2 separate regions of the Mus musculus genome follow, and region 2 is linked to region 1. A link is a contact called in ENCODE Hi-C or POLR2A ChIA-PET data. All regions are on one chromosome and are shown on one strand. Each heading gives the region's core, a stretch centred on a gene start or an enhancer-like site at or near the end of the contact. The rest is flanking DNA. Distances are from core to core; before and after follow the strand shown. Region 1 holds the start of Tox2 (TOX high mobility group box family member 2). Region 2 holds the start of Srsf6 (serine and arginine-rich splicing factor 6).

The links. A loop is a pair of places that touch in the nucleus more often than their neighbours do. ChIA-PET counts read pairs that join two places held with the same protein, here RNA polymerase II (POLR2A).
Region 2: a loop to region 1 is called in a map of heart, with 2.5 times the contacts of the local background. The contact joins the promoter of Srsf6 here to the promoter of Tox2 in region 1. A Hi-C loop is called at or near these places in 1 of 37 maps with a recorded cell type or tissue (heart). POLR2A ChIA-PET finds 5 or more read pairs at or near these places in 1 of 5 experiments (embryonic stem cell).

What each region holds. Positions count from the first base shown.
Region 1 is chr2:163,200,587-163,204,695 of GRCm38, forward strand. Tox2 (TOX high mobility group box family member 2) reads left to right here and starts at 2,541. Exons shown (of 9, transcript NM_001372575.1): 1 at 2,541-2,676. The coding sequence starts at 2,578.
Region 2 is chr2:162,928,766-162,933,067 of GRCm38, forward strand. Srsf6 (serine and arginine-rich splicing factor 6) reads left to right here and starts at 2,743. Exons shown (of 6, transcript NM_026499.4): 1 at 2,743-3,012; 2 at 3,229-3,377. The coding sequence starts at 2,906.

The DNA of each region.
Region 1 (4,109 bases), core at 1,291-3,790:
CACACACACACACACAGAGAGAGAGAGAGAGAGTAGAGCAAGCACACAGTTCGTGGTGAGTATTGATAGTCCTTCTGTGCTCAGAAGGAAGACTAAGTTGGGGGCTGGCGGCTTCTCTCACATTTTCTGTTACTGTTACTGGCCAGTGAGACAAGACAAGAAAAAGCAACGGAACATACAAGGATTGGAACTTAAGAGAAAACTTTCATTTTATTTACAGATGGGAGAGAGCATAGCTCTAGGGTTTTTAAAAGCCAAAGAATCCATGTACAAATGATTAGGGTTAGTGAGTTTGGCAGTGTTTCTGGTTTTTGGAACATTGTGTAAAAGTTTATTTCCAGTATATTCTAGGCCTATATGGTTGAGAAACAACCTCAAAATTTTGTAGCTTAAAATAATATGCACTTATTATCGGTCATGGCAACTGAATATCTTGTCTATCTATTTACCAATAATCTGTCTATTTATCGAGACAGGGTCTTCCTATGTAGCCCTGGTGGTCTTGGGACTCACTATGTAGATCAGGCTGGACTTGAACTCACAGAGATTCTGCCTGTGTCTTCAATCCAAGTGCTAAACATTTTGGATTCAAGAAAGACCATAATCTTTTCAGGGCTTCTCTGATGATTCCAGCCCTCCTACATGGTAGCTTACAGCTCCAAACAAGAGCCTGCTGAGAAGTCAAGCAGGTGAGACTGTGTTAGCTTTAATGAACTAGCCTCAGAAGTCATGGTATTTACTAAGAACCACTCGCCAAAATCAGCCTTTCTAAGAGGGAGGCATTAGACTCTACTCCTAGGGAGGAGTGTCAAAGGATTTGTGGAGGTGTTAGAAAGCCTTGACCATCATATTAACAAACAAAATAAATAATTGATAATAGCATAAAAATGACAAAAAAAAACCCAGTTGTAAATCTAATAAAAGATGTGCCAGGTTTTCGCATACGAACATGGCTGAGAGAACTTGTAAAGAAACCCTAAGTGGGTGTACCATGTTCATGGATAAAATTAATGCACAGAGAAAACACCCTCTTCATCCGAATTGGGATAAAGATTCGATGTGAGAACAATGACAATCCCAGCTGATTTTTATTAAGGCACCAAGGCCAATTGCCAAGGTAGTCTTAAAGAACAAAATGTGTGTGGACTTATTCTATGGGACATTAAGATTTATTACAAAGCTGAAGTAGTCCAGTGGGCTAATGGCACAAGGAGAGAAAAGTAAACAGGACAGACAGACAGCACAGAAGCCATCCACGTGCACATGAAATACTCAATTCAATGCAGAGAAGTGTGTGTGTGTGTGTGTGTGTTTCAGTGACTATTGCTAGGTTAGTTGGGTAGCCAGATCTGGGAGAGACAGGGGGGGTGGGGGGGGGGAGGAGAGAGGCTTGTCGGAAATTCCTTTTTGATAAGGCTGAGCCTGGTGTTTCTAGAAACAATGACTGACGTTTATTTAGAAGCTCTTTCCTTTCTGGGTTGTAATTTCCCTCTGTTGTTCTCCAGCCTTCGCTGGAAGACCAGTTCCCACACTGCTCTTGAGGTGCCTGGATTTCATGGTTGCTGCGGTCCTCGCTCCCGGCCAGGAAGCAAGTCCAAGAAGCAGTTATGGAGCCTGAGCTAGTTTCAAGCTGTCTCCTAAGTGGGCAAGAGGCTCACGCTCTTTTCTCCAGTTGTTCTTCCCAGGCAGGCTTCGAAAGTATTCCAGAACCTGGAACCCAGGAACTGGATGGGGGTGGGGTGAGCAGCAGACAGCCCCTGATGGTTCTTCCAGCTAGCAAGTGTCTGTGGAACAAGGGTGCTGTTACAGATGGACGGACGACAAGGGGCAGATTCACACTGCTTCTCTGGGGTTCCGAAAAGCTCTGGATGGTGGCTAAGTGTACGCTAAGTGTACGGGGCTTCTGAGCCTTCCCGTCCTTACCAGTAAGGGGGAGGGGACTTTCCACAGTCTTCATCCAAGCGCTTTCACTTCTGCATGCTCTCCCTTTCTGGTGCCTCGATTTCCTCATATATAAAATAAACCTTTATGCACGTTGCCCCCTCCCCCCGTCCCTCTCTGAATAACTCAGATGAGCTTGAGGTGTGTGTGTTGGGAGGCAGGGAACTATTCTAAGACCCATGTAAGGCAAAAGGTAAGATAGTGCCCATCTCCAAATGGATGCTCCTTCAACCACTTCCTACTTGCCCTGCAAGCAGGGTGGGGATTGACACTGTCCCCAATATTTGGGGCTGGGAATGTCCCATTTCTGGACAGGGGTGGCCTAGAGATTTCTCTCTTCTTGGTGACAAAAGGCGGGACAGGAACGGTCCACTTGGACTGGCAACTAACTCTAGGGGCGGAGGGTTGGGCGGAGACCAAGGCGACCAGGGGGCCCCCCTTGCCCTCGGCGGCTCCCGAGGCCGGAACAATAGCGCTTGCGGGCGGGGCGGGGGAGGGCGTGGCGGGAGGGCGTAGCTCCCCTCCGGGCACCGCCCCCGGCCCGCCCCCCGCGCTCGCACACGGGCTCGCATAGGGCTCCCACGGCTGCCCGCCCAGGCACTGCCCGCGGGAGCCGCCGCCGCCGCCGCGCCCGCCATGGACGTCCGCCTGTATCCCTCGGCGCCCGCGGTAGGTGCGCGGCCCGGGGCCGAGCCGGCCGGCCTGGCACACCTGGACTACTACCACTGCGGCAAGGTAGGCGGCAAGGTAGGCTGGGGGCCCGAGTGTCCCGGGCTGGAGCGTGGGGGGCAGGAGTAATCTCGTGGCTGCGGACGTAGGCACTCTGGGGGCGCACACGGGGACACGCACACAACATCTTGGACGACGGGCACGTGCCACTCACACCGCTACCCTCGCGGTCGGTCACACATGCTGGGAGTTGTAGATCACGGGCAGAAGTCAGCCCGACAGCTTCCCGTAAGACGACACAGTGACACACTCACCCACGCTTCGCATTCATTCACAAGCCGACGCGCAGCGACTCTCTGTCACCCAGCCAGGCGGCACCACACACAGCCTTCGCCGTCCCACATAAGTCACGGTGCCAGTCATTTATCCTCAACCACACGCAGCCACTCGCCCACGCACAGGGCTACGATAACATACAAGTCACCTCATCTATCTACACTCATACACAACGCTTCCACACAGGTTCGCAGCTGCTGTCACATCCAGTGGCAACGGGGGACAGTCACACAAAGAAGTAGCTCCGACAGTCACAGCTCAGACTCACAATGACCCACAAGTGTACACGTTCGGTCACGCAGATCCATCCCCTGGAGGAGAAGCCCCAGCTACAAATCGCCCTGACGGCCACCTAGTCACACCCGGACACACCCAGGGACAGTCACAGGCTCCAGCACCCTCCACTGCTCGCCCCCACCCCTCGGTTGTCCACACTCGCGCGTCGGGGTTTTAACTTCTCGGCGCTGAGCATTAATTGGGCCGTTTACTAATTGGCCGTCACTACCCCGTGGCGCCTCTGATTTTATGCCGGTGTCGTCCAATCAAGGCCTATCCCTTCCCTGGATTGGGGAGCTAGCGTCCCTCCAGGCTGGAGCCGCAGCGAGGAGGTACACTCTCGCTCCCCGTCCCCACCATTTTTCTAGGTTCTCTGTGCTCAACTCCAGCCAGGGCCCCACAGCGCGGCGCCCCCGGGAGGTAGTGCCTGGATCCCAGGACCAGGGGCATCGGACCCCAGCTCCCCTTTGAGCTCAGCGGGCACGGTCAGGGGCAGCGGCGCTGTCTGAGTCCCCTTCCCTCGCAGGGAAGGGAACTTTGAAACTTAGTTCGGACGCCAGACGGTCGGTGCGTCCCCGGGTCTGTGCGTCGGTCGGGGTCAGGCTGGAGCCGAGCGCGGCTTTTCGTCACTCGGAGCCCGGATTGAACAGCGCGCGTGGGTCTCCGGGCGGTCGGGACGTAGACGCGCGGGCTCCGCGGCGCTGCGTGGTGAGTGCGCGTCGGGTGGCTGGATCCATGACCCTCTGGGGGTCTGTCCCTTCCCTACAGGCTGTCCGCGCAGCCCCTGGCTGCGGGGATGTTGTCGGGATGCTGCAGCAGCCGAGCGTCCGGCCGATCGCTGGGCCTCCGGGGCTGGGCCTCTCTGCAAGTGCATCCTCAGGCCCTAA
Region 2 (4,302 bases), core at 1,493-3,992, 270 kb before region 1:
GGAGTAGACCACTGGCACTTACATGGATAGAGCTCAGGGAGTCTGTTGAGTGTCCCACAGCACAGAGGATCACCCGTGACAAAAAAACCATCTGACCCAGGGGCCAGCAACGTGGAGACTGAGAGCCCGGCTCTAAATGGATCTCCTGCAGATGTTCTGAAAGTTTTATTTTACCCAGGGATATTTGTTTGAGACAGGGTCTCAGTATGTAGCCCAGGCTGGCTTTGAACTCACAGAGATTCCCCCTGTCTCTGCCTCCCAAGTTCTGGGGGCAATTTGGAGATAAATAAATATATATATTTATCTAAAAGTGTGTATGTGTTTAGAGGTATGTACTTATGTGTGCGGAGGTCCACAAAAGCCAGAGGCATTGGATTCCCCCCTGCAACTAGAGTTATAGGTGTTTGTGAGATACTTGAATTTCATTCTAGGTACCCAGGTCAGGTCTTCGGCAGCAAACCATTGAACCATATCCCCAGCGCCTTGCTCAGTTGACTGATCCTCTTGCCCGGAAGTCTGATCTGCTGGTGTTACAGGTGTGCACCACCGCACCTGGCTCAGAAGATTTTAAATGAGGGTTTGGACTGGCTTGGCACCGTTTACACAAATCTCCCGCAGACAAGCCTCAGAGATCTATCTATCAGACTGATGGCATGGATGGGCCATCAGTCAGATGCTCTGGGCAGAACTTCCCAGAGCAGCCTCTGCTGCATTCCACACAAATACTCTGGGGTGGCTGTGTTAGTTGAGATTTCACATGGTAACAGAATCAGTTGGGGGTGGGAGGGAGATGTGGTGAGCGAACCTGTAGGAACTGGCTCTCATTGATATTGAGGCTCTGGAGTTCCAAACTAGCATGTGCATCAAGTGTGGAGGCCAAGGGTCACCTCAGGTGTCATTCCACAGGAACGGTCAAGCTCCAGAAGCAAGCAGTTTCCCAACAGACCCTTCCCTTCCTTGTTTTTAAGACAATGCCTCAAACTTAGCCAAGGCTAATCTAGAACCCATAGCAGTCCTCCTTCCTCAGCTCCCGGATGCTGAGAACAGGCATCAGATACTGCACCTGACTATCTGGCTTTTCCCTCCCCCAGCCCACTAAAAAAATAAATAGACTCTCATGCTGCGCACTTGTCATTTCAGTTTGTTGCTTTTGCAAAGTACCAAGTTAGGTCGGCAACAGGACTCCCCAGTGCTGCTGATCCAACTAGGAACTTTGGAAGATAAATGATCTCATGGGTTGTCTTGTGTGTGTGTAGAACATGAAAGTAGAAAGGGAACTATGTGAAGGAAACAAGGATAAGGGAAGAGGGGAACAAAATATGGTAATAGGGTAGGAGAATGACAAATACTGGCTTTTTCGTCTCGTGTGGAATCCAGATGTGTGTTTGCTTTTACAAATAATTTTAAAATGTGTTATCATCACACTTAGTTATTTATTGAAGGCATGACACGCATCAGGAGGTCAGAGGACAACTTGCAAGAATTGTTTTTGTTGTTGTTGTTGTTCCTTCTACCGTGTGGGTCTCTAGGATCAAAGTCGGGTCCTCCAGCTTGGCAGCAAGCACCTTTACCGGCTTCAGTCTTCTCACCACTCACAAATAAATTTTAACAAGTTTTTAGAAATTGACAATTTGATAAAACTGTTATGTGTTGACTTCATTCTGTGTTCCATGAATATTTTTAAAAGCTGTCTACATATATATATTTATATTTCTAACTTAAGGACGTTCTCTTCCCTCGAGAATACTATTAACACATCTCCCTGTGTGCTATCAACATTGCCGGTCTGCCCCAGAGGACAGAATCTTCTCTCATTATAGCTGAAAAGCCTGAGGCTGCCCAGATTCTGGGCAGAAAACAAATTCCTAAAGAGCAGGTACTAACTCAATGGCAGTCTTTTCTCTCAGCTTTTATCACACCGTGCTCTGCTTTCGGTTTCCTTACCTCTCTAGCCAAACCTTCGCCGTGCTTTGAATACTCCCAAGGCATGCTCCTTGATAGTCAATTAACTTTACTCCAGGGCAGTGGGGCTGTTTTGTTTAACTCTACAGCATTAGATGTCACCTCCATAAACTCCTAAGTGTGTATTTCTGCTTTATAAATAGTTTGCCTTCGGATCCAACCAGGTTAAGGACAGTATGGATAGGAAAGGGGATAGGGGGTCTTGGAGGACCATGGGGCCCAGCCATGCTCCCTTTGTGAACGGCCGCGGCGAGCGCGGGATTCAGAGCTGTCAGAGCTCCGAGCAGAGGGAGGGATGCCACCCAGACCAGCCACAGCACCTCCCCCGCTGGTCACTAAACCTCGGGGACAGATCCCGAGCCGCTGAGAAACTAAGGAACTGTCCGACTCCCAAGAGCGTGTACTCAACGAAACCAGTGCGAGCTACCCGCTGAAGGGAAAGAGCAACCTCTTTTTTTTTAGTAGACCAATCAGAGACCAAGATGGCCTAGACTGACAGCCCGGACAACCAATGAGAAATAAAACTCGTTCTCCGCGTGCCTGGGCACAAGAACAGTTTATTAGGCACGACTCAAAAGGTCCGGGCCTCGGCTGTTTACGCTGATGGCTGCACAGCGCCAGGGGACATGACAGTAGCGAAATCAACTCCCAGCAAGCACGGCACGCGCCGCGGGCCGCCCCAACACATCCGGAGCGGCCCGCGGCGCGGGAGAGGACGTGCTGCGCGACGACGTCACGCGCTGCGCCGCGCCGCGCCCCGCCCCCGGGCACTTATAGCGTAGGCCGGCGCGCGCGCGCGCACCATTGTGTGGCTGACTCGGCCGCCGCTGCGGTGTGAGGCGCGTGTTCGGGCCTTCGCCGTCCCCGCACCCGCACCGCAGCCCTGCCCCGCGGCCCGCCGCCCCTCCGCCAGCCTCCCGGAGGACACCCGTGGGTCACGGCCATGCCGCGCGTCTACATAGGACGCCTGAGCTACAACGTCCGCGAGAAGGACATCCAGCGCTTTTTCAGCGGCTACGGCCGCCTCCTCGAGATCGACCTCAAAAATGGGTGAGTCGGGTCTGGGAGGCCGCGCCCCGCGGCGGAGAGAGGTCCCCCAAGGACCCGAGGCGGCCAAGGCCGCGGCGCCGCGTGGCAGGGCCTCTAAAATGGCGGCGGCGGCGGCGCCCCGAGCGCGCGCGCGCGGGGGAGGGCGCGGGAGCGCGCGGCGCCGGCTAACGACACGCCCGCCCGCCGGTGCGCGGCTCGCGCTCCGCCCCTCCGCAGGTACGGTTTCGTGGAGTTCGAGGACTCCCGGGATGCCGACGATGCCGTGTACGAGCTCAACAGCAAGGAGCTGTGCGGCGAGCGCGTGATCGTAGAGCACGCCCGGGGCCCGCGCCGCGACCGCGATGGCTACAGCTACGGAAGCCGCAGTGAGTCCTTACCCCCGCGCGCTCCGCGTCCTGGGTACCTGGGGGGGGCGGGGGTTGGGGGCGCAGGGCGGGTGCAGTCACTTGGGTGGGCAGGGTGGGACCTCCCCAGCCCGGGCAGGCGCGGAGGCCGGGGCTTGTCGGCCCTGGGTGTTCCCGGGGCCCCTCTACCTCCACGCATGCCCGGGTAGCCGTGGGACACCGGAGCGCGGGGAATGGGGTCGGGTGGCCGGTTGACTTAAGTTTGGAAGGAGTGGCTTCAGTTGGCCCTCTTTGGCACTGACTTGGGTTCTGCCATTGAAAGCGAGGGCTGGCTGTATTTGTAGTATGCCCCCTTGCTTATCTGTCAGTGCTTGTTAGCATTGAGGAAGTTTCTAGGAAGGCTGGGGTGGAGGTGGGGCAGGGGGCGGGGAAAGGGGAGGAGCTTGAAGTCTAAGTCTTAGGAGCTGGGAGGCTTGATTGGGGGGGGGCAAAGAAAATGCCATTTTAAACTAAGTAATGTGGCATAGTACCACAAAGTAAATCTAAATAAGCTTTATGCTGTATTTGAAATAGTTGGGGCATGTTACTGGGAGGGGGTTGGGGGGATTTTGGTTATGTGAAATGTTTAATGTTGAAATTGTTGCATGTTGAATTCCAACTTTTTAACAAGTCCTTGATGTTTCAATTTGAAAGTGACCAATGGGGCTGAGGCTGTGTCCACTGAGGCTAAGATGACTGCCTTTCCTGATTGGCCTTGGCTTTTCCATACATTGTGTGACCCTTGCCCTATGACCCTTTGGCTGACCTTACCGGAAGCCATGACGACAGCAGCCTTTTGCCATTAGACGCAGGGTGATGGTGAGGATTCCAAGGGTTAGACAAAACTGGTTAATCTGAACTAGGTGACTGTTACCTTGCGTGTTTTGTGGCCAAACCACCACCAAAA